2 separate regions of the Homo sapiens genome follow, and region 2 is linked to region 1. Evidence: chromatin loops called from intact Hi-C (ENCODE). Cell type or tissue: IMR-90. All regions are shown on one strand. Links, peaks and the distances in the headings refer to the core of each region. The heading gives the core; the rest is flanking DNA. Region 1 overlaps LOC105374951 (a long non-coding RNA gene). Region 2 has its middle 120 kb from the start of STMND1.

What was found. Hi-C counts contacts between places; a loop is a spot of excess contacts. Peaks named below come from ENCODE experiments on the same cell type or tissue, not always from the same donor. Only the 100,000 strongest peaks of a DNase experiment are listed, where the experiment ranks them.
Region 2: it touches region 1 in a loop (1.8-fold over the local background); 2 of 110 quality-filtered maps call a loop at or near these places.

What each region holds. Positions count from the first base shown.
Region 1 is chr6:17,022,920-17,039,122 of GRCh38, reverse strand. It overlaps LOC105374951 (a long non-coding RNA gene), which reads right to left. Exons shown (of 3, transcript XR_926534.3): 3 at 4,898-5,284. Among named protein-coding and RNA genes, the nearest start is that of STMND1, 71 kb to the left of the region's middle. In IMR-90, for the core only: no CTCF peak of the experiment used is centred there; DNase peaks (open chromatin) are centred at 5,992 and 6,282; H3K4me3 peaks cover 672 bases; H3K27ac peaks cover 791 bases.
Region 2 is chr6:16,976,969-16,993,171 of GRCh38, reverse strand. No RefSeq gene overlaps it. Among named protein-coding and RNA genes, the nearest start is that of STMND1, 120 kb to the left of the region's middle. In IMR-90, for the core only: no CTCF peak of the experiment used is centred there; a DNase peak (open chromatin) is centred at 10,151.

The sequences.
Region 1 (16,203 bases), core at 4,757-7,256:
TATTTTTACAGTATATAAATGTTAAAAACAGGCAATACTATACTTAGATTATAAAGAACTTCAAGAAAGTGACTATGGCTGGACGCAGTGGCTCACGCCAATAATTACAGCACTTTGGGAGGCTGAGGCAAGAAGATCCATTTGAGCCCAGGAGTTTGAGACCAGCCTGGGCAACGTACTGAGACTCCCATCTCTACAAAAATTTAAAAAGATAAAAAAATAAAAAAGAGCGTACTATAAAATTCAGGATAGTGGTTGCTTTTGGTGAGGTGAAGAAGTTGTGTTTGGATTGCGGAACGTGGAGGAAACTTTTAGGGTGGCTAGCAAAGTTCTGTTTTTCTTCACCTAATACTTATTCCTTAGGCTGTACATTTCAGTGGCTTTTCTGTATCTATAGTTTATCTAACAATTAAAAGCTATGTAGATATTGAGTAAATAAAGTATCAACAAAAACTTCAGTATGGTTTTACATGTCAAACTAAAGAAGAAAAACGGTAACAATGACTACAACAGCATGGGGGATTGCATTCCCAGATATCAAATATTATCACAAAGTTAAGATGATTAACATGTGGTTTTAGTTTAGGAAGATACATGACCTAATTGAGCAACAGAATAGAAGAGAGAGTTGAGAAGCACACTCATGCATATGTGGCAACTTCAGTAACACAGAGCAGACATTTAAGAGTTGAGGGAAAGGATGGATTATTTAATTACTTGTGCTAGAACAATTGATTATCCAGATTTTAACAATCTCACTGCCTCATACCATACGCAAATATAATTTCCAGTAAGGTTAGCAACTTAAATGTAAAAGATGAAAATTATAAACATTTAATATAACAGAATATCATTATGACTTCCAGGTAGGAAAGCATTTCTTAAGCTTCAAAAAGCACGAAGTCTAAAAGGAAAAATATGTAAATGGAAATTAAGGACATCTGTTTTATCAAACTCTATCATAAAACAACTGAAAAAAGTCCATAAATTAGGAGAAATTATTTTCTCAAATGATGAGTGACACAGGATTAGTATCCAGAAAATCCAAATTAGAATGAAATTGAGATGCCACTGCACACTAAAGCGACTGTCAAAAATCGAAAAGACAATACCAAGTATTGACAATGATATATATACAACATCAGGAACTTTCATCTACTGCTGGTGTGAATGTCAACTGGTACAACCACTTTGGAAAACAATTTGCACTGTCTAGCAATGTAAGAAAAGTGCAGAAATGATTAACATGAAATTTGAAGAGGGACGAAAAAGGAGAATCTGGATGGGGAATTCAGAGAAGTTCTAAGATACTGGTAACACTCTGTCTCTTAAGCTGGATGACGAGTATTGGGGCATTCGTATTATTAGTAGACTTTACACACTAGCATACATTTTGTACACTCCTTTGTGTGTGTGATCTATTTCATAGCGGAAAAACCTTCTAATGGCACATTACCAGCAGCATTTTCAAATACGCTAAACGACTACATATTATTTATTAAATGTAGGTTTTCCTAAACACCTATGTTATGCCAAGTATGTGCAAGATCTTTTGAGTTATATACGAAAAGTACTATTTGAATATTTTACATCAAGAAGGTATTTATGTATTTGTATGAAAAGCTGAATGAAAAGTCAGAAAAATACAAAGCTTGTTTCCTGCATAAAAGATTTAGAATTTTATTCAGGAGATGAGAACACACATGAGGGGGCCTTGGAGACCTTTAGACTGCTCTTCAGGAAGGGGATATGGTATGTCAAAGGTGTGCACTCTGGGGAAGAACTAACGCAGCATCACTGCACCTCAAACAACCTACATCACCCCAGTCACATGTAAGGAAAATTTCATGAGGCTTTTAAGTCCATTTGTTCCAGAATATAAAAACACTGAGCAATATATTTTAAATAGAAGTGCAACAGGCACATTGGCTATGATAAACAGAAATTTGTTTTACAGGCAGTTTCTTAGGGTTGCTCTATTCTAAATGGTGAAATACACCTACTTATGTATTTAGCATAAAGAAGCTAAAGGAAGTAAGACTCCACCTTTTTTTTTCATCCACTCCATTTTATTATAGCTCACCTGCATTTCAACTTTCCACCATAATCTTGGCACCTTGATATCCTCCTACTTCCTGCATTCTTTTTAGAAATGGATCAGTGAAAGCTTCTTAGCTTACTATTGGATTCAGAAGATCCAGTGGATTGCTCTCTGATGATCTTTTGGGGCTCACAAAATGGACTCCCATTGGGATTTCTGCATTCTCTTCTGAGTCTCACAGTTGAAGCTGAGTATAACTATCAGGCCATGGTGGACACAGTGGCTCCTGCCTATAATCCCAGCATTTTGGAAGGCTAGAGCAGGAGGATCACTTGAGACCAGGAGTTTAAGACCAGCCTGGGCAACATAGTGAGAATCTGTCTCTACAAAAATTTAAAAAGTTAGCCCAGCAAGGTGGCATGCACCTGTACTCCCAGCTACTTGGGAGGCTGAGGTGGGAGGATCACTTGAACCCAGGAGTTTGAGGATACAGTGAACTGTGATTGCACCACTGCACTCCAGCCTAGGTGACAGAGCAAGACCCTGTCTCTAAAACAAAACCAAAACCAAAACCTAGGTGGGCATATAATTTAGTATCCAAGATGGGACACTTTTGAAAATGTCATTGGTGATTACTTGAGGTAATTACTTGAGGTATATTACTTAAGTATGTAAATTAGGGCCATCCTGGACAAAGAGGGACACATGTCATCCTAGTCATTACCAAACAAGAATGCATTAAGAAACTCAATCAGGAGGGCGATGGGCACTGAAACTGGATGAGGAGTGGTGACAGGTGCCATGGATGTTTGCCCAGGTAAAGAGACGGAGACAAGGTGCCGTGATCACTTGGTGAACTGCACGCACTGGGTGTGTAGTAGAATGGGACAGCCTCTGTGAGCCTGTGCTTTATGGCTCGTGGACATACAGATTCCTATAGAACAGCACAGCACAATCAAGGTTGTGTGTGTGTTGGAGGTGACAGTGTCTCTGTTTGCAGTGTGACTGTCTGCATGTGAGGGTGTGTGGCAGAAGCGGCTTTTGTCAAAGTCCCCTTCTTTTTGCTCACTTTCTGGATATTGCTCTATTTTTACAGTGATGCTGAGTTTTACAGAGTTGGCCCACTGCCCGCCTTTCTTAAGTAGGCATAAAATCTGCATTCCTTCTACTTTTTCTTCCTGAGTCCTAACAGTTTAAGAAGTTATACCCATAGGTCATGAGTGCATGTGGAGGTGCTGGTTAGATATCTCTGCTTGAGAGAATGGACAAAATCAGAGAAGAACAGAGGGCTTTGCAAGGCACTGAGAAAATAAATGCATAATATACAGCCAAACAGAAGCAGAAAGTTCCCAGGAACAATCTTACCTTAATATACAGCAACTCTGCCCTCAACTCTTCCCCTCCGTACCTTGCTCATTAGTCTCTGCTATGCACACACCAGATGTTCTTTCATTCATTAACTAAACATAGTTACTGAGTCCCTGCTATGTGCCATTCTACATGCTGGAGATAGAGTGTTGAACAAGACAGGCAGGCTGTATGCCTTCATAGCAGTGGAGGCAGACAATAAACACACTAAAGTTGAGATGACGTCACAGAGCGCCGTGTGCCTTGTAACTGTAGAAGCTTAATTAACACTTACTGAGTGCTTACTCTGTCAGATGTTGATTTACATGATCTGTGTCTGTTATTCACATAATCCTCTCAGAAGTTTTATGCTGCAAGTGAAAATATTATCATCTCCATTTTATAGACGAGAAAACCGAGGCACAGAAAGAAGGATTAGGTCACTTTCCAAGGTCACACTGTCAATAAGTGGTAAAACTAAAAGGTAAATACGGATCATCTGATTCTTGAGTCCACATTCTTAATGATTATATCACATGAACTTCTGCACTGCTTGAAGGACAGACAACAGGCCAGCATAAAAGTAGAAAGTGCTGGGTGCTAAGAGGCAGTGTCTGGGTTGAAGAGCTTGCTTTAAATCGGGTGATCAAGGAAGACCTCTCTGAGGAGGGGGCATTTGAGTTGAAACCTAAGTAATGGGAAGTTGTTGAACATGCAAAGATGTGAGGGTAGAATTTTCCAGGCAGTGCAGTCAGCTAGTCCAAGGATGCTAAGGCAGAAAGAACCTGAATCGTTTGAGGGACAGAAAGAGGGCAAATGGGGTGGTCATGATCTTTGTGAAAAAGGGATCCAAATTTAAAAGAGAAAATTCTGGTTTACTATCTTATCAGTTTCTTCATCTATACAAAGGGATGACATGTTTCTCCAGCAACTATTTGGTTACTCAGTGGAATAGTTCTTACAGGCAAGTCAGGATAAATGCTTGATTCTTTCCCCCTTGCAATTATTATCTTTATTAAAGCTCAAATTGTTCCATATTTGACCTTACCCTCTTGTTATAGAATAAAAAGAGATCATGGTAGCCATTATTATAATCACCGTTATTAATAACACATCCATAGTAAATAAAGCCTGGCCAGCTTGCCTTTTTTCATAAGAACATGACCCTGTTCTAGTCAATGCTTAATCAGAAAGGCACTGTGTAGCGAGCACAACAGCCATGTAATTTGAAGTTATCACATCTAACTTGTAAGGTAACTATTCTTGTCATCATATAGATAAGGAAATGAAGGCTCTCAGGGGTTGAATAATATTACCAAAAACAAATATCTAATGTAAGTAATAAGACCGCAATTTTATTTTTTATTTTTTTGAGACAGGGTCTCTCTCTGTCACCCAGGCTGGAGTGCAGTGGCACGATCATGGCTCACTGTAGCCTCAATTTCCCAAGTTCGGACGATTCTCCTGCCTTAGCCTACCGAGTAGCTGGGACTACAGATGCACCACCATGCTCAGCTAATTTTTGTATTTTTTGCAGAGATGGGGGTCTCACTATGTTGCCCAGGCTAAGATTGCCATTTTAACTCAGTTTTGTCTTGCTTCAAAGCACAAAGTGTTTCTTCTATACCATACCTCTTTGCAAACTCATCCGGAGCAGGCAGGGAGCAATGGTTTTATCTATATTGTAGTATCGCCTGCAGATGCAGACACTGTGATAAATCTTTTTTAGATGGAGAATCTGATGAACATGATGATAATACCGGAATGATGATGATAAAGTAGAACAAAGTGAATTGGAGAAATGAATTGCTTCAGCCATGTTCCTGTCCTCAGGTGTTCAGCTGCTTCTGATAAAAGCACAATCTTCCACTGCAGTTAACGCTGTGTAGGCTTGGCCTGAGAGAATCAAGAATAAAGCTGATTGCAAACTTGGTGCATAACAGAGAAAATAAAGACATCATTTACTGACTGATTTGGACTAAGAAAAGATGTATTTACTTGCAGTTTATTATGTTGAATGTGACAGGCATACATTTGTGCTTTTTATTGAATGATGACTTACTACATACAGGAATTGGTGCAATTTGTAATGCAGATTATGTTTTTAAACAAAAAAGGGTGCAAATACACTGATGGCTGTCACATGACTCGCTCTGCACTTCTCAAAAAGTGGCTGGAGCGTGGGCGGAACGACAAATATACCCTAGATGCACAAATGTAATTTCCAAAGAAGAAGATTCTGGGCAGCTTCCAATTCAGTCGGGCAGATTTAGACAGAAGAAATCCATGGCTAAGAAAAGCTAAGTATCCTAAAATAGCAGGAATTGGAGTAGGATCATGTGAATCACTCCCATTAACTGCTGAGATGCCTCCAGACAGAGCAAGAAGAGCCACAGCTAAAATCAGGATGTGGCGTGAAAGCGTCCATGTTGGATCTCTGTAAGATTCCTAAAGTTAAATACCTGGGAATCCCATTTTTCTTCTAATGATGGGAGGTGGGAGCATGGGAAAGACGGAGGAATCTCCATTCTATGTGAAATGCAACGGAATGAGGGCTTGGCTCACAGCTGATTTTCTGAGTAATGAGTTTGGTGACCTCACCAGCTTCTAGGCATTGGGCCAGATCTTGTCTCGTGATGCACATTTGTACAATTCCTCGAGGATGCAGACTTGGGTTTTCCACTTGAAGTGAGTTTGTGAATTTACAAGTGGGCAGGCTTCAGTCTATTTTCCGTGATAATCAACCATCATATTTGTTTCCTTCAAAACATAACTGCAGTTAAAACATCCTAGTTTCTTTGAGATAAAGGCAAATTTTATTAATTGCTTTTCTTCATCTGACTGTTTGGGCTTTACAGCTCACTTCCTCCAGTGATCCAGCCATTAAGGAGTGTTCATTCATGCTAACAGCTTCCATTTAAACTGCTTGTGACTAATATTAGAGGGAATGGATGATTAAAGGGGCAACCCATGCAAATATTTGAAAATAAATAGAAACGTTTTTATTCCGAGGCTTTTATTTGCCTTGAGGGAAGGCAAAGCTGGGCATGACATAATTTTCAAATTATGTTTCATGGCTTTTTCATCACTTCAAATATGAGTCTCTTTTGTTTAACAGAGATGTCGTGGCCTGGGAAAAATGACACGTCAGAATGGTTTCTTCTCTTACGATCTTGGCGCTTCACAATTAGTAATAATTCTGCTATGGAGATTTTGACTCTGACCTCCCCCAGTTGGTAATTTACCATAGACAACTTTCCCTCCTAATAATCTGTAGGGCCTACCCCCTAGCTCACACCTGTTGGAAAGCCCTGGCTCTTGTGCGAGAGCCCCCCAGTGCATTTCAAAGAAAGGCTCAGCTTGCCAGCTCTTGTCAAAAGTTATCACAGACCGCGATTCCATTTAAGGCCCGGGCGCAGCATCAGAGGCCAGAACAACTCTACGTCTATACTGCAAATCCCTGCCCAGCGAATTCATGCTGCAACCAGCGCACAGCAGCGGGCCGGCGCCTGTTTTGCACGGTGGTGAGGCGGCGGGTCTATTTTTAGGCAGCTGATGGTAGATTTGCCTTCCACAGATCTGCTTTCCCCCCTCTGATTACAAAAAGAGGGCCTGCGTCTGTGCAAATGAAAATCAATGGGTGAGCCAAGGAGTGCCAGCGCGCTCTGAAGCCCTCTTTGTTCCTCAAAGGCTCCAAGCCTCTGTGCGGCGATGCCCCGCCTTGCCTCAGAAGCTGCCTTGCCTCAGAGGCTATTTGGATGCAGAGGTGTTTTGACCAAGGGCATTTGGTCTTGTTTTGTTTTGTTTTGTTTCATGTTCCAGGCAGGACATGAAATAGGAAAAAAGGAATGGAAATCGCCATTTCCACCCTCCCCACAACTTCCCTGCCATGACAACTCGCCGGCCTCGCGTGTACCTCCAGAGCCCTCTAGGACAAGCCTGGGGGCTGTGTGGGTGGCAGCAGCAGTAAGGAGAAAGAAGCGGGAAGAGAGGCACCTGCTTGTCCTCAAGTAGAAGCAAACGAGTGGCCTCAGTATCCTTTTCATTCTCCTCCTGAGCCACTGCCAGCTTGAGTGAACTTTCCTAGGACTAGTACTAGTGTCTGTGGGGAAGGGACTGCTGTAATAAAGTGCCACAGATGAGGGCTAAACAGCAGAAATGGATCTCTCACAGTTCTGCAGGCTGCAAGTCTGAGATGAAGTATCATCTGGGCTTGTTCCTTCTGAGGACTGGGAGAAAAAATCTGTCCCAGGCTTCGCCCCTGGCTTCTGGTGGTTTGCCTTCAGTCTTCAGCGTTCCTTGGCTTGCAGAAGCATCACCCCACTATCTGCCTTCATCTCCACTTGGAGGTCTCTGTGTGTGGATGTGTCTGTGTCCAAATTTCCTCTTTTTAAAAGGACACCGGTCATGTTGGATTAGGCCTGTCTTAATGACCTCATTCTAACTTGATAACCTCTATAAAGGTCATCAGAATGTGACCTTTTCCAAACAAAGTCACATTTGGAGGTTCTGGGGGTTAGGACTTCAGCATATCTGTTTTGAGAGGACACAATTCAACCCATAACAGAACCCATGTTGAATTTCTTTTATAAATTCTATCATCTGTGCAAGTGCAACCTCTAGCACATTAGTCATGATGCTCTTCCCCAATTCGGGGCTGCTGCTGTTCTTCATGGGGTGGGATGATGGGTGCTATTGGCATTCTTTGAACCTGGCATGCCAGAGAAGAGTGAGAAGTTTTCCTTGCCTCTGGCTTTATCTTTTCCACGCTTCTCTCTGAAGAGAAAAGACAATTCTGAGGCTACTAACTTGGCATTTGTGTCGAGGGTCAAGGCCCATAAGGGAAGGTAGGTTTATTCAGCCAGTGCTTGCTGTAAAGACCCACAGTAGCTGGCTGGCCCTGAAGGCAGAGCCCTCTGCTCCTACATAGGCAAAAGCAAATTGTACTGGCAGCTTCCCCTTCTCCCCAGATCTGCCACTCACACCTATGCACCCTCCTTCCACCTGCACACCAGAAAGGGTGGGGGAGTCGGCACTGTTGTGGGTGTCCCAGATCAGAACTCACTTCCTGAGTCTCAGGTTTGCAGGTGGTATTGTTTCTTACCTGCTGGACTCTGCATCTGGCCAGCCTGCCCACTGGACCAGCTCTCCAGGCTACGTAGATCAATAGGGACTACCTGATTCTTTATGTACATTTTTTTCTCAGGAATTTGATTCCTTAATTATCATAGTTACAACCAGATCCTACCTGGCAAGCAGCCTCTGGGGCTTGATCCCACCTCTACTGAGCATTTCAGTGTCCCCTCCTAGAACCTTTCTGTTTACCAGAGAGCCAACGGGGCAGTGGATGTGGAAAGAAATGGTTGTCTCGCCTTCTTCACAGGCTCATTGGCTGGAACAAAGGCTTGCTGTGACCTGTGTGATGTTTCACAAACATTAGGTGCTACTATAATCAGATAGACCTGATGACATAATATGCAATATAAACAGAACACTATATATTCTTGTCAACGTGTGGTTCTCAGGCTAGCCCAGTGCATTAGTCAGGGTTCTTCAGAGAAATGGAACCAACAGGATGTATATGTAGTAGATGGATATAAGGGGCGATTTATTATAGTAATTGGCTCATGAGATTATGGAGACTGAGAAGTCCTATAATCTGCTGTCTGTAAACTGTAGAACCAGGAAAACTGGTGGTGTAATTCCATCTGAATCCGAAGGCCTGCGAACTGGGCTAGCCAATGGTGTAACTGCCTGTTGAGTCTGCAGGCCCAAGAACTATAATAGGAGCTCTGATGTTTGAGGGCACGAGGAGATGGATGTCCAGGCTGAAGGAGAGAGTATTTGTCCTTCCTCCACCTTTCCATTCTGTGTGAGCCCTCCGTGGATTGGAGGATGCTGCCCACAGCCATCATCACTTAGTGAGTGATCTTTACTCAGTCTATTGATTCAAGTGCTAATTTCTTCTGGAAGCATCATCACAAACAACCCAGAAATAATGTTTTACCAGCTCTCTGGACATCCCTTAGCCCAGTCAAGGTGACACACAAAATTAATCATCATACCCAGTAAGCTATTGGTCATTTCCATTTACAAATGAAGAGATGTAGATAAGAATTTAAGTGAAGGTGCAGAGTCAGTAAGGGATCCAAAGTTAAGATTTTGGATTCAGAATTAGCATTCTTTCCAACGTTCCAGAAGGGATGGTCACAAAAATGTGCTGCTCAGATCTTCTGCTGTCATGAGTATATATCACCAATGGCCATGACTGCTGTACTCCAAGTCTATCTCTGTGTTCATGCCCAGGCCACATTTCCCCCAAGCTGCTACAGCCAGTGATTTTTCTGGCTCTGCAGGGTCCCAATGCAACCTTTTCCTGAGAAGGGCCAGTCTCCTCTTTCTGACATTAGCTTGAGGACTCCACAGTCACTGGATGGGGACTTTCTTGGAACTCTGCTGCAGTCTGAGATTCTCCCTGCCCCACCCTTCCTCCTCTTTTTTACAAGAGTCTTCCAGCATTGTGTTCTAAATACTGTCCCCACTTCTATGGACTCTCTCCTCTTTTTCCATCACAGACATTTACCCCAATAAATCTCTTGCATGGCTAATTCTGTCTTGTTATCTGCTTCTCAGAGGATCCAAACCAATGCACTAGGCTTCCCCTTTCTCCCTATAAAATGATGACTGCTAATGTCAATTCATTATTTCTGTAATATTTTTATGTACTCAATATTTTTAAGGATTGGATGGGTGGGAGGAAGGATAAAGAGGGCAAAGAAGTAAAGAAGCAAAAGGGAGGAATAGAAAACACTTACATGCTATGGTCTTTGCTTCCAAGACAAGACAATTGCACATGAATGAAACGTAAGGGAGACATAATATAGCTATATGATAAAGTGGCAACTTACGTGTAGAAGACTGTAGGAATAAGTGGAGATAAACAATAAGAAACCTGGAGTTTTTAAGAAAGATAAGTCACCAAGGAGATGGGTGAATGCCAAAAATTGGGCTTTGAAAGATGGGTAGGGCTGGGCACGATGGCACATGCCTATAATCTCAGCACTTTGGGAGGCCGAGGCGGGTGGATCACCTGAGGTCAGGAGTTTGAGACCAGCCTGGTCAACACGGCAAAACCCTGTCTCTACTAAAAATATTAAAAAATTAGCTGGGCGTGGTGGCGGGTTCCTGTAGTCCCAGCTACTCGGGAGGCTGAGGCAGGAGAATTGCTTGAACCTGGGAGTCGGAGGTTGTAGCGAGCAGAGATTGTGCCACTGCACTCCAGCCTGGGTGACCGAGTGGGGCTCAATCTCAAAAAAAAAAAAAAAAAGAAAAGAAAAGAAAGAAAGAAAGATGAGGATCTTTATAACTACCAGGTAGATGGGGTGGCATTTCAGGTGAGGGAAACAACATTGCAGGTAGAATAACTATGTCCCTTTCTGTCTGTCTTAGACCAGTCAGGCTGCTGTATCAGAAAACCATAAACTGGGTGGCTTACAAACAACAGAAATTTATTTTTCACAGTTCTAGGGACTGAGAAGTCCAACGTCAAGGCATTGCAGATTCGGTGACTGGTGAGGGCCCACTTCCTGGTTCATAGACTGCTGCCTTCTCATTGTGTCATCATATAGTGGAAAGGGCGGGGGAGCTCTCCAGAGCTTTTAAAAGGGCACTAATTCCATGTATAAAGACCTAATTACCTACCAAAGGTCCCGCTTCCTAAGACCATCACACTGGGGATTAGGATTTCAATATGTGAATTTTGGAGGGACAAAAACATTCAGTCCCTGGCATACAAAATACCTGGAAAATAGTGAGATGAACTCTAGGACTCTAGACATTCTGAGGTTAATAGACCAATTTGTGCCTCAGGTATCTCACGTGTAACGTGGCGGGTAATAATACTGTTTCACAGAGTTTTTAATGTGGGTTAAAGATTTAAGATTTTTTAAAGCATTTAGAACAGTTCCTGCAGCAGAGGAAGTGCGATTTAAGTGTTTGTTAAATAAATAACTGGAAATAAGTTTAAATCTGGGAGGCAGAGAGAAGGAGTTTGAGGTGAAGAATGGAAAAAGCCAGAAAACAATGCAAGGAAATGCATTCTGGCAGGAAATGTAGCAGGAAATGAGAGTCACTTATTTGCAGAGGAGAAATAGCATGATAGAGATGGCTTTAGAAAAGCTTTCTCTGGTACTGATATGAGGTAGAAATTAGAAATGGGAAACCTAAGACAAAGAAGACCATACCTCAACAAATATTTATTCTATCTTGAGAGTATATGTACATGTATCAAGGGAATGAATAAAAGAAGAGAAGTAAATATGATCCCAAACTTTAAAATGTGGATTATTGAAAGGATGTTAGTGTCATTAATAAAGACAGAAGAGAGAGGAGATGCTTGCTTGTTTGGGGAAAGAAGACAAAATTTTTGGATAGGATTGGATGGGGAAAGAGATCTGAAGTGACAATGTCTACTGAGTAATTGAAGATATGGAATTGAAGACAAAGAAAGATTTCAGGATCCAGAGTTTGGATTCACTGGCATTAGCTACTGAGATAAACCAAGAGGTGAAAAGCTCACGACTTAGCCATGAAACAGCACTGCCATGCTGGCCAGAGCAAAGTCCCCAAAACTAGCTCTAGTTTACTGCCTACTGAAGGCAAAATAGTACAATGACTCACAGACTACCGATCAGTGTGATACCTTTGTTAACATGTAAATAACCCTGAAAGTATTGAAACAACTGAGAGCTCATTTAGTTTTAAAAGTGTTCAATCTTACTAGGAATAGAGGTGAACTTCCTCAATTTGATAAAGACTATCTACAGAAAATCCATAGCCAACACTATTCTTGACGGTGAGAAACGAGAAGCTTTCTCACTAAGATCAAGAATAAGGCAAGGATGTCCCCACTCACCATTCCTTTTCAACATTATACTGGAAGTTCTAGCAATACAATAAGACCAAAAAGGAAATAAAAGGTGTACTGATTGGGAAGAAGAAATAAAACTTTTTCTATAGATGACATGACTGTCTACATAGAAAATGCAAAAGAATCAACAGAAAACTTCTGGAACTAATACACAAATATAGCAAGATTGCAGGATACCAGGTTAGTATACGAAAATCAATCACTTTCTAAGTTAGTCCATTTGCATTGCTATAAAGGAATACCTGAGGCTGGGTAATTTATAAAGAAAGGAGGCTTATATTGGCTCATGGTTCTGCAGGCTGTATGAGAAGCATGGTGCTGGCACCTGCTCCTGGTGAAGCCTCAGAAAGCTTCCAATCATGGTAGATGGCAAAAGGGGGAGCCAGTATGTGTCACATGATGAGAGAGGGTGTGAGGCAGGGGAGGTTTCAGGCTCTTTTAAACAACCAGATTTCCTGTGAATTCACAGAGTGAGAACTCACTCATTACCACAAGGACAGAACCAAGGCATTCATGAGCAATCCACCCCCTAAACCAAACGCTTTTCACTAGGCTCACCTCTAACATTGGAGGTCACATTTCAACATGAGATTTGAAGGGGAAAAAACATGCAAACCATATCATTCAGCACATGGACCCCCAAATCTCATGTTCTTCTCTCATTGTAAATACAATCATCCCTTCCCAATAGTCCCCCAAAGTCCTAACTCATTCAAACTCAGCATCATCTCAATCAAAAGTCCAAAGTCTTGTCTGAGACCCAAGGTAGGTTCCACCTATCTATGAGCCTGTAAGATAAAAAAACAAGCTATCTGCTTCCAAGATGCAGTGCTGGTACAGACAATGGGTAAAAATTCCCAGACCAAAAGGGGATAATCAGCCAAAAAAAAAGGGGCAATGGGCTCCACACAAGTCTGAAACCCAGCATGGCAGTCATTAAACCTTAAAACTCCAAAATAATATCCTTTGACTCCATGTCTTGCATCCTGGGCACACTGATTAAAGGAGTGGGATCTCAAGGCCTTGGGCAGCTGCCTGCCCCTGTGGCTTCGCAGAGTGTAGCCCCCATGGCTTCTCTCAGGTGTTGGAGTTGAGTGTCTGCAGCTTTGCCAGGCTCAATGTCTAAGCTGCTGATAGCTCTACCACTCTGGAGTCTGGAGGGTGGCAGCCCCTTTTCCACAGATCCATGAGGCAGTGTGCTGGTGGGGACTGTATGTGGGGCCTTCAACTCCATATTTCCCCTTGGCACTGCCCTAGTAGAGTCAGCGAGTGTTCCACCCCTGCGGCAGCCTTCTGCTGGGCACCCAGGCTTTCTGATACATCTTCTGAAATCTATGGAGAAGCTGACAAGCCTCCTTCATTATTGCATTCTGTGCACCTGAAGACTTAACAACACATGGAAGCCAGCAAGGCTTATGGCTTGTGCCCCCTGGAGCAGCAGTTTGAGATGCACCTGGTGCCCTTTGAGTTCTGGCTGGAAACTGGGTGGCCTGGATGCAAGAAACATTGTCCCAAGGTGGTGTAGGGCAGCAGGCCCCTGGGTCTGGCCCCCCAAGCCTTTCTTTCCTCTAGGCCTCTGGGCCTATGATGAGAGGGGCAGCCTCAAAGACTTCTGAAATGCCTTTGAGGCATTTTTCTTACTGTCTTGTCTATTAGCATCTGGCTCCCTTTCAGTCATGCAAATCTCACTAACAAATGATTACTCTACAGCCAGCTTGTATTTCTCTCCTAAAAACACTATTTCCTTCTTTACCACATGACCAGGCTGCAAATTTTCCAAACTTTTACTCTCTGCTTCCCTTTCAATTATAAGTTCCAACTTTAAGTCATTTCTTTACTCCTGTATCTGATTATAGGCTGTTAAAAGCAGCCATGCCACATCTTGAATGCTTTGCTGTTTAAAAATTTCTTCTGCCTGATACCCTAGGCCATTACTCTTAAGTTCAAACTTCTACAAATCCCTAGGACATCAACACAGTGCAGCCAAATTCTTTGCTAAGGTGTATCAAGGATGACCTTTGCTCTAGTTCCCAATAAATTCCTCATTTCCATCTGAGACCTTGTCAACTTGGCCTTCACTGTCCAAATTTCCATCAGCATTTTGGCCATAGCCACTTGATACGTCTCCAAGAAGTTCCAAACTTTCCTGTATCTTCCTATCTTTTTCTGATCCCTTCAAACTCTTTCAACCTCTGCCCATTACCCAGTTCCAAAGATGCTTCTACATTTTCAGGTATCTTTACAGCAACACCCCTCTCCTCAGTACCAGTTTTCTGTGTTAGTTCATTTGTATTGCTATAAAGAAATACCTGAGGCTGGGTAATTTATAAAGAAGAGGTTTATTTGGCTCATGGTCCTACAGGCTGTAGGAGAAGCATGTGCTGGCATCTGCTCTTGATGAGGCCTCAGGAAGCTTTCAATCATTGCAGAAGGCAAACAGGGGAGCCAGCATATCATATGTTGAGAGAGGAAGCAAGAAGAGGGAGGTGCCAGGCTCTCTTAAACAACCAGATCTCGTGTGAATTCGTAGAGCGAGAACTCACTCATTACAGCAAGGACAGCACCAAGCTGTTCATGAGGATCCATCCCCATCACTCAAACACCTCCCACTAGGCTCATTTCCAACACTGGAGGTCACATTTCAACAAGAGATTTGGAGGGGACAAAACATCCAACCATATCACTTTCCTATATGCCAACAGTGAACACATGGAATTTGAAATTAAAAATACAATACTATTTACATTAGCATCCCCCAAAATGAAATACTTAGGTATAAGTCAAAATATGTATAAAAGTATGAGAAAATTGATAAAACTTGGATGAAAGAAATTAAAAAAGAACTAAATGAATGGAAAGATATTACATATTCATCAATAGGAAGACTCAATATTGTCAGAATGTCCATTCTTCTCAATTTGATCTATAGATTCAATAGAATTCAATTCAAAATCCCAGCCAATTACTTTGTAGCTATTGACAAATGAATGCTGAAGTTTATACAAAGAGGCAATTGACTCAAATTAACCAACACAATATTGAAGAACAACAAACAAAGTTGGAGGACTGAGGCTACCTGACTTCAACTGTTACAATAAAGCTATAATAATTAAGACAATGTGGTATTGGCAAAATAATGGACAAATAGATCAATGAATAGGATAGAGAGCCTAGAAATAGAGCCATGTAAACATAGTCAATTGATCTTTGACAAAGGAGCAAAGGGAATACAATGGAGAAAAGATATTCTTTTTAATAAATGGTGTTGGAACAACTGGAAAAAAATCTAGGCACAGATCTTACACACTTCACAAGAATTAACTCAAAATGGATCACAGCCCTAAACATAAAACACAAAACTATAAAACTCCTGGAAGATAACGTAGTGGAAAATCTGAATAGTCTTGCGTTTGGTGGTAACTTTTATTTAATATACCAAAGGTACAATTCATGAAAGAAACAATTGATAAGCTGAACTTCATTAAAATTAAAAATTTCTGCTCTGTGAAAGCCACTATTAAGAGAATGAAAAGACAAGGCCACAGGCAGGGAGAAAATATTTGCAAAAGACATATACGGTAAAGGACCATTATCAAAAACATACAAAGAAATCAAACTCAACAATAAGAAAACAGCCTGATTTTAAAAGGGTCCAAAGACCTTAACAGACACGACACCAAAGAAGATACACATAAGGTACATAAGCATATGAAAAGATGCTCCACATCATATGCCTCAGGAATTCAAATTAAAACAACAGTAAAATACCACTACACACCTGTTAGAATAGCCAAAATCCAGAACACTGACAACACCACATGTTGGTGAGGACATGGAACAACAGGAATTCTCACTTACTGTTGGTGGTAATATAAAATGGTGTAGC
Region 2 (16,203 bases), core at 9,014-11,513, 50 kb after region 1:
CTAGGCAAGTGTCAGCACCATTACTATTTTTCCTTGAATAGGCTTACTTTTTAAATTTTTACTCATGTTAAGCATAGAAAGTCATGAATAAGATGCTTTATTTATAATTGTTTAAATGCATATTAAAATAAATAATCAACTATTGAAATGAAAAATATCCATCCTTTACCAACTAAACTCATCTCAAAAAGGTTCCAGAACTGGGGAGATACTGGCCCAAGGCTAAGACCTGAGCAATTTGCATCTGCAAGGGCAGATCTCATTGCTCCTGAGAATTCAGACCCAACCCCAAGATTTCATGGGACTTCTCTAGGCATGTTTGCCCCTTTTTAATTGGGGTCCAGTTCTATAGAATTCTAAAGAGTGCTCTGCAGGTTGATCAATTAGTTAATATTCATAATCATCCTTTGCAATTTATAAGAGTCAAAGGCATGCTAAGTATCATGATTCTGAAAACACTTTCTAAGCAGCAGTCTTCCTTTATGTCTAAAAGAAGAAAGTTCTCTTTTAGACCTGTAGAAATCTGTCCCCTCCATAATGTCACCTCCCCTTCCCTTCTCCTGCTAAATGTTTTGTAGTCTCCTTGGTTTTGTGGCTTTTATCCGTGGTCTTTCTAGTTTTTCCTTTGGGGATCCACAGTGCAGCTCATAGCAGTGGAGTTTGTCATCTTGCATTTGCTCTGAAAGTGTTCTGCATGTTTTGCAACATTTGTACATATCCATATCTAGCTTTGGAAAGGAATGAGGTGTTCCATACCAACGAGTCTTTAGATAATTAAAGCTTATCTTCTGTCAGCTCCCAAATATTTTTAAAAATCCAAACCATTTTGATCAAAATCTTTCTAACTATATTACACACTTGACTGCTTTCTTATACAAACATAATATAACTTCACCCAGGGAGACAACAACATGTGTATGGTAGAAGGCACATTTTACATCAGCCTGCATCTGTTTCTACTGCTGGTTTTCTCTTTGACCCAAGAGTGACACCATTGCGTGTTAATTAGGTCAATTTTATTGTTCTGACTCCCAGTTCCTGTCTTCAAGGAGCTCATAGTTTTATTGGGGAAGAGGATATGTAAATATATCAAAGAGACAATTAGTGATAAACATCTTGAGGCTCTAACACAGAGGATCAAGGACAAGTCATGGCCTTATTTGGTCAGAGAGAATGAATGGCAAAAATAAAAGGATGCCTGAACTGCATCTTAAAAGATGAATAGAAGTCTATCTTAAGGACCAGAAAGGTAAATGTATTTCAGAAGAGGGAGCAGTAAAATCAAAGGCACAGAAGCTTGAAAGGGTGTGATACCCTGGCTGACATGTCAGTGGGTAGTTTTGTGCGGCTAAAAGGAAGGTGAACAGAAGAACCGGTGAAAAGGAGGCTGATAAAAATCTGCAGAGACCAGATCGTAAAGGGCTTTGTTTGCCAAGCCGAGTTTTAATTTTTCCTTCAGGCACTGAGGAGCCCTGAAGATTCATAAAGAGTAATGTGGTATGATCAGGTCTAGGTTTTAGTGATGGGAATATCACTCTGAAGCATTCTTGCATTTAATACCTATTTACTGAGCACCCACTGAGTGCAGAAATTGATCTAGTCATCGAATACAGGCATAAACAAAGTGGATGGACTCCTTGCTCTCATGCAGGTAGAATTGGGGGTGAAATGGGACTTAAGCCAATTAGGAGATAAATAGAATTGTCCAAGATAAAAATTTTAAGAGATTTTTACATGTAGAACTGATAGGAATTGATCCAATGTAGAAGCTGACTCTAAGAAAACTCCTGAGATTCAGACTAGTGTCATGGATTGGTGGTGGTGGGCATTGACTGGGACAAGCCAGCAGCTCTTTGAGGGGAGAGATAATCTCTTCTATCTTTGGGAGCATTCCCTGGCACTCTGACCTAATGTCACTCCTGGCCTGATTCAAATAATCATCTTCTCTTCCATGATACCACTACTTCTAGTTTTGCTTCTACTGTTGAACTTTGACTTCGATATTTGCCTGTCTTTCTCCCCTGCTGGTCTCTGAGATTTTATTTCTCTCTGCAAGCTCAGGACCAAGCACCTACACACTTGGCGCTTCAAGAAACCTTAGCTGAATTATTAGTAAGGAATGGAAGGAACTAAGGAGGAGAACAATAGAGCTGACAGATGAGTTTAACTTTGAACCTGTTGAATTAGGAGGGCCTTTGGGATGTGAATGAAGAAGAAAGACCAGAGCCTTAGGTATATATTTGAGAGTCATCAGGATGTATTTAGGTGTGCATGTGAATGATATTCTTTGGGCAGAGAGTTTCCAATGTTCTTTAAGTTAAAAAAAAAGAATAGAATTTCAAGGAGATGGGGTTGTGGGCAATACCGAATACCACAGAGCTATCAATGAAGATAAGAACTAGGAAATATTTGTTTAATTTGATAACCATGTTGGTGAGGATGGTTTCATTGTAGTGATAGGATAAAAAACTAGATTGAAGCAGGATGGTAGGGAAACCGTCCTGCTGAAAGCAGGATGTTCTTGTAAGAATCTTTAAGAAGCAAAGGAATAGAAGAGAGTGGTTGCCAAAGGCAATTGGAGCTATCATGCCAGGGAGAGGTTTTCTAACATGAGAAGGATTTAATATATTTTATACTGAAGGAAATAAGAAAAGGCTGAGGACATGAAAGAGGAGGTAATTGATAGAGTAGGTCCCTGAGAAGATTAGAAGATACAGAGTACAGGTGGAGAATTTGGCTTTATACATGTTGGGGGCACCTATTACTCCAAGACAGAAGAGGAAGATGTGTAATACTTGCAGTAAAGGCAGCATGTATTAGTCCATTTTCACATTGCTAAGAAAGACATACCTGAGACTGGGCAATTTACAAAAGAAAGAGGTTTAATTGGACTTACAGTTCCACGTGGCTGGGGAAGCCTCACAATCATGGCAGAAGGCAAGGAGGAGCAAGTCACATCTTACATGGATGGCAGCAGGCAAAGAGAGAAGGAGGAAGATGTAAAAGTGGAAACCCCTGATAAAACCATCAGATCTCGTGAGACTTGTTCACTACCATGAGAACAGCATGGGGGAAACTGCTCCCATGATTCAATTATCTCCCACCGGGTGACTCCCACAACACATAGGAATTATGAGAGTACAATTCAAGATGAGATTTGGGTGGGAACACAGAGCCAAACCATATCAGGGCAGGAGGTGGAGGTACTCCCTGGTAGAAGGACTGCATTTTCTCTGTGAAGTGAAACGCAAGGATGTACAAAGCCAAGAAGCAAGAGGGCAGAGGAGAAGGCCGGGGACCTCAAGGAAAGTCATGAAGAGTTGTAACCACATGTTGAGAAATAGAAGAAGGAATTGGTCATGAACATGTAGAAGAACACCTTAGAGGCAATTGCCCCACCCCCACACATCTTCCCAGCTGGAATTCTGTGGCTTATTCTGAGTGTCAGAATACCCTCCTGTACTGGTTCCAGGAATCAGTTGGTCTCTTGGGTCTCTACTCAAAATCTGCTAGGAGGAGCCATTTATTTCCTCCCTGTGCTTTTGGATGGGAAGGAATAGCTTCCAGCAGAGGGCTGCAAAAAACACTGCCCCTTGGAAACAAAAGACACTTTCTTTGCTGTCCCTGCCTGCCATTCCCTTTGCAGTATATCTGGCCAGTGGGGATTAAAACATTCTTTTCTTTTTTTTTTTTTTTGAGACGGAGTCTTGCTGTGTCACCAGGCTGGAGTGCAGTGGCCTGATCTAGGCTCACTGCAAACTCTGCCTTCTGGATTCCAGCGATTCTCCTGCCTCAGCCTCCCGAGTAGCTGGGATTACAGGCGCACACCACCAGGCCCAGCTAATTTTTGTATTTTCAGTAAAGACGGGGTTTCACCATGTTGGCCAGGATGGTCTCGGTCTCTTGACCTCATGATCTGCCCGCGTTGGCCTCCCAAAGTGCTGGGCTTACAGGTGTGAGCCACCACGCCTGGCCTTTAAAACATTATTTTCATGCTCATCAAAATTGTTTGCAGACTCAAAACTTTAAATGTCCACTGACTTTTCCCTTTACCACCAACTGTTTGTAGGGGTTACACTGAGTTGTTTATTCTGTGGCAAAAGGCTCTGGGAAGTGGTGCTTTTTATTGTCCTTGGAAGAGCTTTTCGTAGTTATTCTGACTGTTCCCTCATTCCATTTCCTGGTTATTATCAGAATATCTTCCTGTCATAGCCCATGTATTAGATTCCTAAGACTGTCATAACAAAGTACTAGAAACTGGTTGGCTTAAAACAATAGGCACTTATTCTCTTACAGTTCTGGAAGCTAGCTGTTCAAAATCAAGGTGTCAATCAGCAGGGCCATACCTCCTCTAAAAGCTCTAGGGAAAATCCTTCCTTGCCTCTTTCTAGCCTTTGCTGGTTGCTGGCATTCCTTGGCTTGTAGCTGCATCGTTTCAATTTCTTTCTTTGTTTTTTGAGACAGGGTCTGACCCAGGCTGGAGTGCAGTGGCACCATCATGGCTCAGTGCAACCCCTGCTTTCCAGGCTCAAGTCATCTTCCTATCTCAGCCTCCCGAGTAGCTGGGACTACAAGTGCATGCCACCATGTTTGGCTAATTTCATGTGTTTTTTCTTTTTTTTTTTTTTGATGGAGATGGGGTTTCATTATGTTGCCCAGGCTGATCTTAAACTCCTGAGCTCAAGCAATCTGCCTGCCTTGGCCACCCAAAATGCTGGGATTACAGGTGTGAGCCACTGTGCCGAGCCATCATTTCAATTTCCCCTCTGTCATCACATAGTTGCCTTTCTTCTGGGTGTGGTGGTCCATAACCATGCTTTCATGTGGCCTTCTTTATTTTTCCTTGGAGACAGGGTCTTTCTATGTTGCCCAGGCTGGAGTGCAGTGGCTACTCAGAGACATGATCACGTGGCCTTCTTATAAGGACACCAGTCATTGAATTTATGACCTCATCTTAATTACATCTGCCACAAACTTCTTTCCAAATAAGGTCATGTTCTGAGGTTCTAGATGGACATCCATTTTAGGAAAGGAACACAATTCAACCCAGTACAGTCATCTTCTAATTTCCTGTTATTGACATACTATGAGCTAGGATATCAGTTTAGTCAAGCATAGTCTGTTCTCCCTGAGCCTTCCCCAGAATCTGAGAATCAGCCTGCTGTCCTTAGTCTTCAAGCTGGCTCCAAGCCCTACTCTGTTTTCTGGTACTCTGAGGCACCAGATTTCTCAGTGAAGAAATCACTCTCTCTATTGTGAAAGAAAGATGTGGAAGGTCCAGCCATGTCTACGCTCCTCCAAGTGTAGCTCACACAAAGACGGTGGAGCACACTGGGGATTCCCAACCTGTGGCCACTCCCCACAGAGCCTCTAGACGGGGGTCTTAAGGGTTTGCCTGGAAGTAGTAACTACTAGTACCTAGAACATTTTCTAGAATCTTCATACCAAAAGAAAGCTATCCACCAAACTGAGACCCCAAAACTCTATTAAAATGACATATTAAAACTCAAGTTATTTTGGATGATAGAGTATGAGTGCTTGTTGATAAGTATATTTCATTGCTACAGATCAGAAGTTTCCTTTTACTATGTTTTCCTTTTTGGCCATGCTGAGTTGGAGTCATTTGCTGGTAATTTATCCACGAGGTATAATTTTTGTACCTTCCTGATTTCCATTTTTAATTTGCAGACTTCTACTTGACCTACTTATGAGGAAGTTAAGGCTTAAAGCTGTAGGTCTCTTGTGCCTTCCTCACCCCTGTGCAAAACCACACAGATAGATGTGACTTTTCCATGTTGAACTGCAAGGAGTGTCCCTAAGGGAAGAGGAAGGTAGACAAACTCCCATGTGCCCTCCTCAGTGACTCTGTATTCTCCATAACAAGACCTTGTCTATTGTCTACAGCTCAACTACGAAACCTTTCTCTCAGCTCTTGCTCTGATGCTGAGGGGGCATTATTAACAGGCAGGGTAGGCTGGGCACGGTGGCTCACGCCTGTAATCCCAGCACTTTGGGAGGCCGAGGCAGGCAGATCACGAGGTCAGGAGATCAAGACCATCCTGGCTAATACAGTGAAACCTCCTGTCTACCAAAAATACAAAAAATTAGCCAGGCGTGGTGGTGGGCACTTGTAGTCCCAGCTACTCGGGAGGCTGAGGCAGGAGAATGGCGTGAACCTGGGAGGCGGAGGTTGCAGTGAGCCGAGATCGCGCCACTGCACTCTAGCCTGGGTGATAGAGTGAGACTCTGTCTCAAAAAAAACAAAAACAAAAACAAAAACAAAAAACAAAAAAACAAAAAAACAGGCAGGGTAGCCATTGCTTAAGGCCTTAGTATTTTCTCTGGGGTAGGTTCCCCCCAACCCATCTTCAAATACAACAACTCCCTACCTTCAGTCAAGAACATATGGGAGTAAACATGATGTGAATCAAGAGAGTTGAAGTGGATGCCAGACAGAAAAATACAAATAAGAGTATTTATAGGATGGCAGGAAGGGAACTTGAAGCGAAATGTACAGAGAAGTAAACAGTGGGGTTTGTCCAACAAAAGATTTACCTCTCTACATTTGACTTTCATTCAGTCACTGTATTTTAGCCAATCCTTGATTTCTTCTACTTCCACAAATTCATATTATACAGCACTTCTGTTTCTTTTAGCATTGATTCTCACTTTTAATCCACCTTGGCCTTCTTTCCCCCTGCTGGAATATTTATGACTGGGTAGCTTGTAGTGATTTTGGTCATGCATTAATTTATCTCTGAACACTTTCTATTTCCTCCGTGGCTTTCTCCTCAACAGCTTTATCCTGTTTCATTTCCCTCAGCACTTTCCCCATTCTTCCAAAATTAGCTCCACTAAAATTTAATGTCTTTAGTTTCCCTTCTGCTGTGGCTTCAATCCTCCCTGGTATAAACACAACTATTATTAGCTAATCCCTTTGCTTGTGGGCAAGTTTGTGGCTACACGCCACCCTCCACTCCCCCGACCTATGCCCTTGGTCCTAAATCCAGACAAACACAGCTGAGGTTGCCTTGTGCTGATGGTTGGCATGAAGAGCTGGGCTACGTGATGCACGCACCTATTGTGTAAGTTTTCCCTGCTCTTGGAGTGCCCCAGTTTATCGTAGAGCACAGGGTGTTTGGCTAACTGCTCTTCCCCCTTCTGATACTAACCACTCTGCCTAAGCAGCTATGACAGTGCATCCCACAGTTAAAACGTAAATTCCCTTTGGACTATGAAAAGGGAATGCACTGAAGACATCCACTGACTGATTTTTTTTAATGTGCTGCATTTTCTGACACTGCTGAAACATTCACGTGGAATGTGCACGCTCTCTCTTTCAGCTTTACCACTTTCAAGATGTTCTGTCTGGGCTTGCTCTCTGCTGTGTTTAGGGTATTTTATTCAGCATTAAACTTGAAAGCCTAATTTGATGGACATGACTGAAAGATTGATGCAAAAATTGTTGCTGTTTATGCTTCCAGCCTTCTGGAATAGTGGAAAAATACTCACCTCTCCTGAACATTTGCTCCGCTATGGTTGCCAAATTATCTAACAGCCAGTCAGTATCCAATTTGACAGCATGGTATTCATTTTTTTAAAAAATTATGCATTGCGGTGTCTGTTTCTGTCTATGACAAGTTCCTTTAATTAATAATAATAATAATAATGCTTTGTCTTTACATAGTGCCTTTTAATTCAAGAATCTTCAAGTGCTTTGACTATCATTGCCTCCATGGAATCTCATGGAAAAGGAGACGAGGACAGAGGTTAAGTTATAAGAAGAGCAGAGCTGTGTCGTAGGTTTCCAGCAGCCCTCAGCTGCACACAGGAAGGTCTTTCCTCCCCAGTTCAGTGTTTTGGTGTGGCCCATTTTTTCTTTTCTCTTCTCATTCCCATGCTACCAGCCCCTGCCCGGCCCCCACTTTCTTGATTAGGAGCCACCCCACCCCTTCCAAACTCCTCTCTCTGCATTTCTCCCACTATTCACTAACTCTCTAAGGATGCTGCTGGGAACAAGTGAAGTCCCTTCACTCTGTAGGTGACATGGTGTTGAAATTCGAAGTCCCTTTTTTCTCTTTTGTTGTTTCTTGATCTCACTGGTATGGTGTGGGATAGTAACAGGTTAGCACAAGGACTGGATGAGAGATATTCTTTCTTCTCTAAAGAGAACAAAGACAACAGTTCTCCATGGTCCTTCTTATTCAATACTTCACTTGCATAGCCCTATCTAATATCTGTCACTCCTTCGCTTGTTTATGAATAAATGGAAAACATATAGATTCAGTTTATTCCCACAGATATCCTTTTTGGGGAAGATGCTGTGCTGTAGAGGTTGGGCTATAGGCACAAATATAAGGTTAAGACATGTTGCCTGCCCTTGAGGAGCTTACCGTTAACTAGAAGATGGGATTGAAATAAGTACACACACTTCTAGGAGTAATACAGACCTTGTTAAGAGAAGTAAAAAGTTTGGTACCTATTTAAAGAGGGAGGACCACACACATCCTTGGAGGACCCGAAAAATGTTTGATTAAAGAGGCAAAAGTTGAAATGGGTTATACGAGACTTGAAAGAGTTACAAGACTGAGATTGGGGAAAGAACAGTGTAAAAATACACTGAGAACAGAAACAGTCCACTTTGGCTAAAGGGCAGAGTATAAGTAGGGGGATTTGAGAGGAAAATTGCTAAACAATTGGCTGACATTTTATACCAGCAGGTCTCAGTTGTGGATGAAATGTTTCTATGTCAGGCTAAGGGTAAAGACTGGCCGCTGAACAGAGCAAAGCTGAGATCAGAGGTAATGTTAGGAAAATCAATCTGGCAATGGTGTGTAGAATAAATGAGAATAAAGAGAGTTATGCGTAGAATAAGCGGGAAATAATTTTAGAGATGAAAGAATTGAGACCCAGAAACATTGTATCCTTGGGCTCAATAGACCCGATAACTTATTTCCAAGGCCCTGAAGTCACTTATTTCCTGGTTGTCTATGCAACCAGATCAGGAGCCTCCATTGCTAACTGTGAGAATCTCAACAGCAACATCTCTTAGAGCAATGCAAGTAGCATTTGTGTCATTATGGGGTAGATACAAAGGAGTTCTTGGGGAGGGGTTATTGGAAGGACATTTCCCACATAGCTAAACTAACACTCATGTCCTCTTCCCTTGTATAGACTTAGTTTCATGAAAAAGAAAAGCTATTTTTCCAGTAAAAGATTTCTACCTAAGTTATTAAAGCTTGCATTTTAAAAAGTAAGGACTAAAAAATAGAAGAATGAGAATTGACCTGACATGCATATTTCAAAATTGTATCAAATATACTGCTGTCTGCGTAGAGAAATAAGGCCCTTTGGTTTAAGTGTGTGAATTTCATTGCCCTGTTAACAAGGATCCTGTTCTGGAGATTGCTGGAGCCCTGCTATACTATGGAAGTTGTGAAGCGTGCCCTCTGGTTAGAGTTGCATTGGCAGGGTAGGCAGGGTCACATTGTCTCTTTAAGCCTTTATATGGTAAGCAAGGGGGCTGGAATGGAAGGTTACTGCTAAGAAACCAGACCTTAAGAATGCATTTTCCTTTTGGGTACTCTGTGATTTACTACTTTTTTTGTTTTTTTTTGATCCTATTCACCAGGCTGCGGAATGCAGTGGTGTGATCATGGCTCACTGAAGTCTTGACTTCCTGGGTTCAAGTGATTCTTCTTCCTCAGCCTCCTGAGTAGCTGGGACTACAGGTGCCTGCCACCATACCAGGATAATTAAAAAAAAATTTTTTTTTGTAGGGACGGGGTCTCATTATGTTGCCCAGGTTGGTCTTGAACTCCTGGGCTCATGTGATCCTCTCACCCTGGCCTCCCAAAGTGTTGGGATTATAGGTGTGAGCCACCATGTCTGGCCTAAAATTTCTATTCTTTATTGTAATTTTTGAATTAGTCTTGGAAGTTGAATAGCTAACAAATGCTCCAATTGATGTCTGCATGCCATTTGGATTAGGATAATAGACACTGAGACAAGCAGTCTTACTCATTTTCAATTTGTAAAAAGATGAGTCTCTTATTTGAGTTCAGTGATTGTAACCTTGTGTGTGTGCATAGCATGTGTATGTGTGTGTGTCCTGGAGTTTCACATCTGCTTTCACAGCACTTTGCCAACCAACAGACCAGACTGCTTACCAAATCGACAGCTGCAACCTAAGCAGGATAAGTTGCCAGAAGTGACTGTTTTGGGGGTTAGCTCATCCTGCTGAATGGAACCTTCTCCAGGGTTTGTTAGAAGTTTTTGTTTTAATTGGACCTATGTCAAAAGCCCCCAGATACACGAAGTTGTTGTAACTTAGCCAGCCGCCTTAGAAAATCAAAAGCTGTATAATGCATCTCATTTATTCCAAGCACCATGCAGTCACTGTGCAACAGCCTTTGTGACTATAGAATGAGCCAGAGAGAAAAATATGGCCAAACATATACCATGCAAGCAAATTAAGCTTGAAATTTCATTTTTAAAAAAAACATATATTTTTCAATATCTGATGTGACACAGGTTATCCTGTTGGTTAAGATTAACTAGGAGGCCAGGCGTGGTGGCTCATGCCTGTAATCCCAGCACTTTGGGAGGCCGAGGCGGGCAGATCATGAGGTCAGGAGTTCGAGACCAGCCTGGCTAACATGGTGAAACCCCATCTCTACTAAAAATATAAAAAAATTAGCCAGGAATGGTGGCGGGTGCCTGTGATCTGAGCTACTTGGGAGGCTGAAGCAGGAGAATCACTTGAACCCGGGAGGCAGAGGTTGCAGTGAGCTGAGATTGTGCCACTGCACTCCAGCCTGGGCAACAGAGAAAGACTCCATTTCAAAAAAAAGAAAATTAACTAAGAAATCTTGGTATGTTTAAATAGCCGTTTGGCTGCTAGTAATGGTTAAGCCTGTTACTATCAGTTCAAGAACTGTTTGTAAGCCACCATGCCCAACTAATTTTTGTATTTTTTGTAGAGACGGGGTTTCCCCATGTTGCCCAGGCTGGTCTCAAACTCTTGGGCTCAACCTATCCACCTGGCTTCGCCTCCCAAATGCTGGGATTACAGGTGTGAGCTACCACTCCCAGCCTTATAATACTGTTGACCCTTGGACAGCATGGGTGTGAATTGTGCAGGTCCACTTATACACGGATTTTCTTTTGCTTTTGCCACCCTGAGACAGCAAGATCAATCCCTCCTCTTCCTCCTCCTCCTCCTCCTCAGCCTACTCAATGTATAGACAGTGAGGACGAAGACCTTTATGATGATCCACTTCCACTTAATGAATAGTAAATATAGTTTATCTTCTATATTATTTTCTTAACATTTTCTTTTCTCTAGCTCACTTTATTATAAGTATATATATAACATATATATATGTTATGTATATACCAGTAGAAATAGGTATAACATACAAAATATGTATTAACGGATGTTGTTATCTGTAAGGCTTCCAGTCAACAGTAGGCTATTAGTAATTAAGATTTGGGGAGTCAAAAGTTACACATGAATTTTTGATTGCACACAGCATCAGTGCCCCTAACCCCTGTGTTGTTCAACGGTAAATTTTATTTTGAATTTGCCCCCGAATACACAATTAAAATGAGTTTTTTTCAAAAGTTCTATATGAGCCCCTTTTGTAAATGATCATTAAAAATTCCACAACTACAAGTTTTTTTGTTTGTTAGGTTTTAAAAGTTTATTTTATATTTTTGAATATAGATATAAATCTAAGAAAGAGATGGAGAACTTATCCCTCTCCAATTCCCCAAATGAACATTTGGACCTAGAGTATGGATACAGCCAAAGAATCCTTATTTGAGAGTTACTAAAACTGAAGCACTCATCAATTTGCAAGTAAGTTGACATTTTCCCCTCTCTTAAGTGTGGAATTTTTCCCTTAAATACCATGACTTCTGCCGAGATCATATGGTTCAGTCTTTTCAGTTTCAAAGTTTAGAAGTTATTTAGAGTTAGTGACCATGTTATGTTGACTATTACCTATCTATTAGGACAAGTTGGGAGCTACTATGTCAGTTTCATATAAACAAAAGTTCTTTTGACTGTGTTTCTCCAATCTTCTGTTTTCTCATGTAGAAATGTACCAGTGATCATTTTCTCAGGTGATTGGGCTGGACACCACTTGGCTCATATGCTCACACGTCTCAGACTTGTCCTTCCTCTTCCATAGCTGTTCTTTTTCATCCACCCCACTCCTTCCTTAGCCCTCTTCTTATTCTGTGTACTTTCTCTGGGTGATTCAGTTCACCCTCTCCTTGACTCCAAGCACCCCCATGAGTCTCACACCTTCATGGTCAGCTCAGACCTCTCTCCTAAGCTCCAGATCCATAACTCCAGCCACTTCTTGGACACCTCTCTTTAATTATCTGATGGGCAGCTTTAGCACAACATTTGCAAAACTGAACTTCTATCTTCCTACGCAAGTGCACCAACTAGAAACCTGGGACTCATCCTAGATCAAATCCCATCGGTCATTATGTTCTACCTTTTCTTCTCCCCAGATCTCTCTCTGATCTATCTCTTCTTTCTATTCTCATAGCTACTCTTTGTGACTAGGCCTAGATCATCTCTCTCATGAATTATTGGCAAAGCCGCCAGTCATCCAAACTTAAGAATGGGCTTCTGCTGACCGGGACCTGCTGGAAATCTCTGTGCCTTGATTTCCTGTCTCTCTATCTTAGCCAGAGGCAGAGGCTGCTACTTTATTAGGGAGCACACACAAAGAGAGACATAGGGGCAGACAAGGAGAGAGACACGGAGGGAGGAAGAATCAATACAAGGGTGTGTTACTGCGTTGGCTATTGCTAAGTGTGACCGATTGCTTGAGCCTGGAAAACAATCTTCTGAAAAGCCACAGAAATTCATTCTCAGAACCATCCTTCTACGGTGGGGAGAAAGGGAGAACTTAACCCTGTGATGTAATAAGTTTCTGAACGTACAGATTGAGGAATTGTGAGTGCTGGGGAGGATCCTGTGATGTCCCATGCGTTGATATCAACAGGGAAACCCCATGGTGGGAAGTGAGAGGCACTTGGCCCTGGGGAGAAAAGCAGGCAACCATCAGTATGCACCTTTATTGAGTCTGCTAGAGCCCGTGTAGTGCTATCTGCCATGGCAGCAGCTGCAGCAAGAGACTGGAGACTGAAAAGATCTGAAGTGGTACATGAGAGATGCATGATCTCCCTACAGCAATGATGGACTGCTTCAATAGCCAGCTGCCCAAAGCATAGATGTCATCTTGCCCTCCTCTGCTTTAAATGATTCTTTATCACCTAAAGCAGTGGTTTTCACGCTGTGGTTGACAGAGTCCTAGGGTCTAAGGCAAGGAGAAAGTCAAGGGCAGACTTTTGATCCACCACCCCTGCTTCACTAGGGAACAAGAAATCAGCTGCAAACTACAGCTTCAAAGCCTTCACATAGAAAAGGTGGCATCCACATACCTTAACAGCTCATCCATCTATTGACTACATTGAGGTCGAACTGAGATTTGAAGGGCAAATAGGAGTTAACTAGGGAGGAGGGAAGAAAGAGCATTCAAGTTGGAGGGAGCAGCATGTGCAAAGTCCCTGTGGCAAGCAGGAGCATGGTGAGTAATGCAGACAGAGGAGGGCTGGTGAGGCTGGGGCAGAGGTTGGAGAGAATGTGGGGCCAGATGAGAGTGGGAACAGGGCAAGGGCAACCTGGGCACATTGGCTTCAGTAAGAAGCTTCATCTTAAAAGCAATGGTGAGTCATTGAATCCTCTGGGAGAAGGGATGATGAAAAAAAATCTGAGTTTTAAAAAGATTATTCTGATCATGTATCTGAAGAAAAGCTGAATTGAGTGGCATGGCTCTGCAACCAACATGCTAGGGAGAGTAAGAGGCCAACAGCTCAGGGGCTGACAGCTAAGCCTTAGAGGCTGCTTGGGAGTTCTAGATAAGCTCAGAGATTTGGAAGCCTGGGGATGGGACAAGGAGGTCATAGAGTGTGGGAACTCAATTCTAGAGGCATTTGCCAGAGCCAGAGTTATTAGCACTGGTGACAGCATGGCACCTAAAAGAACGGGTGGGTCAAGCTATTCCTTGCAGATACTGGGAAGACCCAGAGAATGTCCTTACCAATGAAATGGGGAGACATCTTGAAAGCCTGGGCAACTCTCCTAGAGATGTCTTTCAGCTAGAAGGGATGACAAGGTCATGTGTTTTCTGCCATTGGCATAAATGCAGGGTAAAGAGCAAGATGAACTTAGCAATGGAAAGTAAAGTATGTGGTATTTAAATTCAAAGTCAATACATAACCAACTGAGTCAACCCAGTAAGAAGACTCACTTAAGATCCCTTCAAAATTGATTCATCTTATACAGTTTGATATTTTTGTAGACATCAGCTTCCATTAATTAAGGGAGTTACACATTTGGAAACAACTGCTGATCTTGATCATGACTACTCCTCATGGCTCTGAAGAAGGAGAGCTTTGTTCGGATGTCATTTTTTGACTCAGTTAAATACAAGAGAATTGCAATTAGAATATTAAAACAAATATATAAAGTGCAAGTGTATAAATTGACAATAGGAAGTGAAGCTTTGGCTAGCCCAGACATTTGCACTGGCCTGAGAAGTCTCTTCTCTCCCTTTTAAGCAAGTTCTCTGGGAAGCCAGATCATTGCAGGGGGATTGGTAAGCATGGCATCAGAATTGGATTGGAATTTTTAATGGCATAGAGTCTGATAGTTGTATACATTCCCCCTCTTAGATGGGGACATACTTCCTATCACCCAGAGAGCATCTTCTCCCTTAGGCAGTGCTTGGATAGATGTTGCCAAATTTGATCTCTATGACTTTTCTTTCTCTTTGCCCCATAGTCTTTTTCATATCCTGCCATAGATTTCTCACATATTTTCCCACACAGATGAAGAACCACAGGTCACAATTTGCTATTTCTTTATATCAAGAGCTCCCCACCAAGTTTAATATAAGTGAAAATCCTGATGCTTTTTTATGATATAAGAACCAAACTCAACTACCCTCAGCCTTCGTTATAGCAAGTCCTGTTATTTAGAAGTTAACCAGTTGGAAATTCAATGCATAGCAGCCTCTGATGAATGAACACAGCCATTCCATTTATCCGATCACAAATGTGTCCTTCTTCAAAGGTGAGTAATTTCAATTTTCATGCCCCGGCTGCTGAATCTGCAGTACTTGCTCTTGTAATCACACATCATTCTGGATAAACATGGAGGCGAAGCCAAGAGAGGAGAATCAAGGGTATTATTAGCAGTTCTTTTCTTCTTATTCCTTTCCTCTCATCATATTTCCCTTCCCACCACGCCAAACCCAGCTTCCACTCCTCCCGGCCCCAGTACATATGCACAAAATTCCACTGAGATAGAAAAACAAAACTTGGGGTGGTGTGAGACCACACACTGGGCAGATAAGACAGCTTTGATGAGACTTTGTGCATTGCATGTCCATGCTTCACCTACAACCATTTCTCAGTCACTTTTCCAGATCTCCTGCCCCATCTGCTTCCTTTGCTATCCTGTCTCCCCTTTGCCTAACTTTTGGCTTCAACTCTCTCCTCCATTACTTTGCCCTTTCTTCCCCATCTGGCATCAAAGGCATGTAGGGGTGTATGTGTTGAGAGATTAAATTGGATTGGATGGGACTAGAATCCATTGAAAGCCAGGATGAAAGCCATCTACCCACACCCCAGAAACAGTCCCCTAGAAAGGATATAAAGTTGATGAGAACCCCAGGTAGAATCCCACAGCCCTATCATTTTGACTTTTGTTTTCTTTTCCAAACTGGATCTTCCCACCCTACATGACTTCTTCCCTTAAAAAAGGAAGCAGGGATGAGATGACCTCAGTGTGCTCCTGTACATTCTGCTTCCAATTACTTCAGGATCTAAAGAGATAGAGGCTTAGTACTGGCCCCACGGCGTGGCTGCTAAAGCACCATATCATGTCATTTAACCCCAGACCCTTCCTTTCACCCATTTGATGAAACAGCAGATGGTATCCTGGCCTGGGCCCTTCCTGGGCATTAAGCATTATAGAGATGGATATTGGAGAGAAGATTCATTAAGGACCCTTTGACTGACTTTTATTGGTTTCACATAACTCTGGTGACAGAATCATTTCCATTTGAGCAGCTGAGTAGACGGATACTTATCAAATAAAGACAGTCAATCATG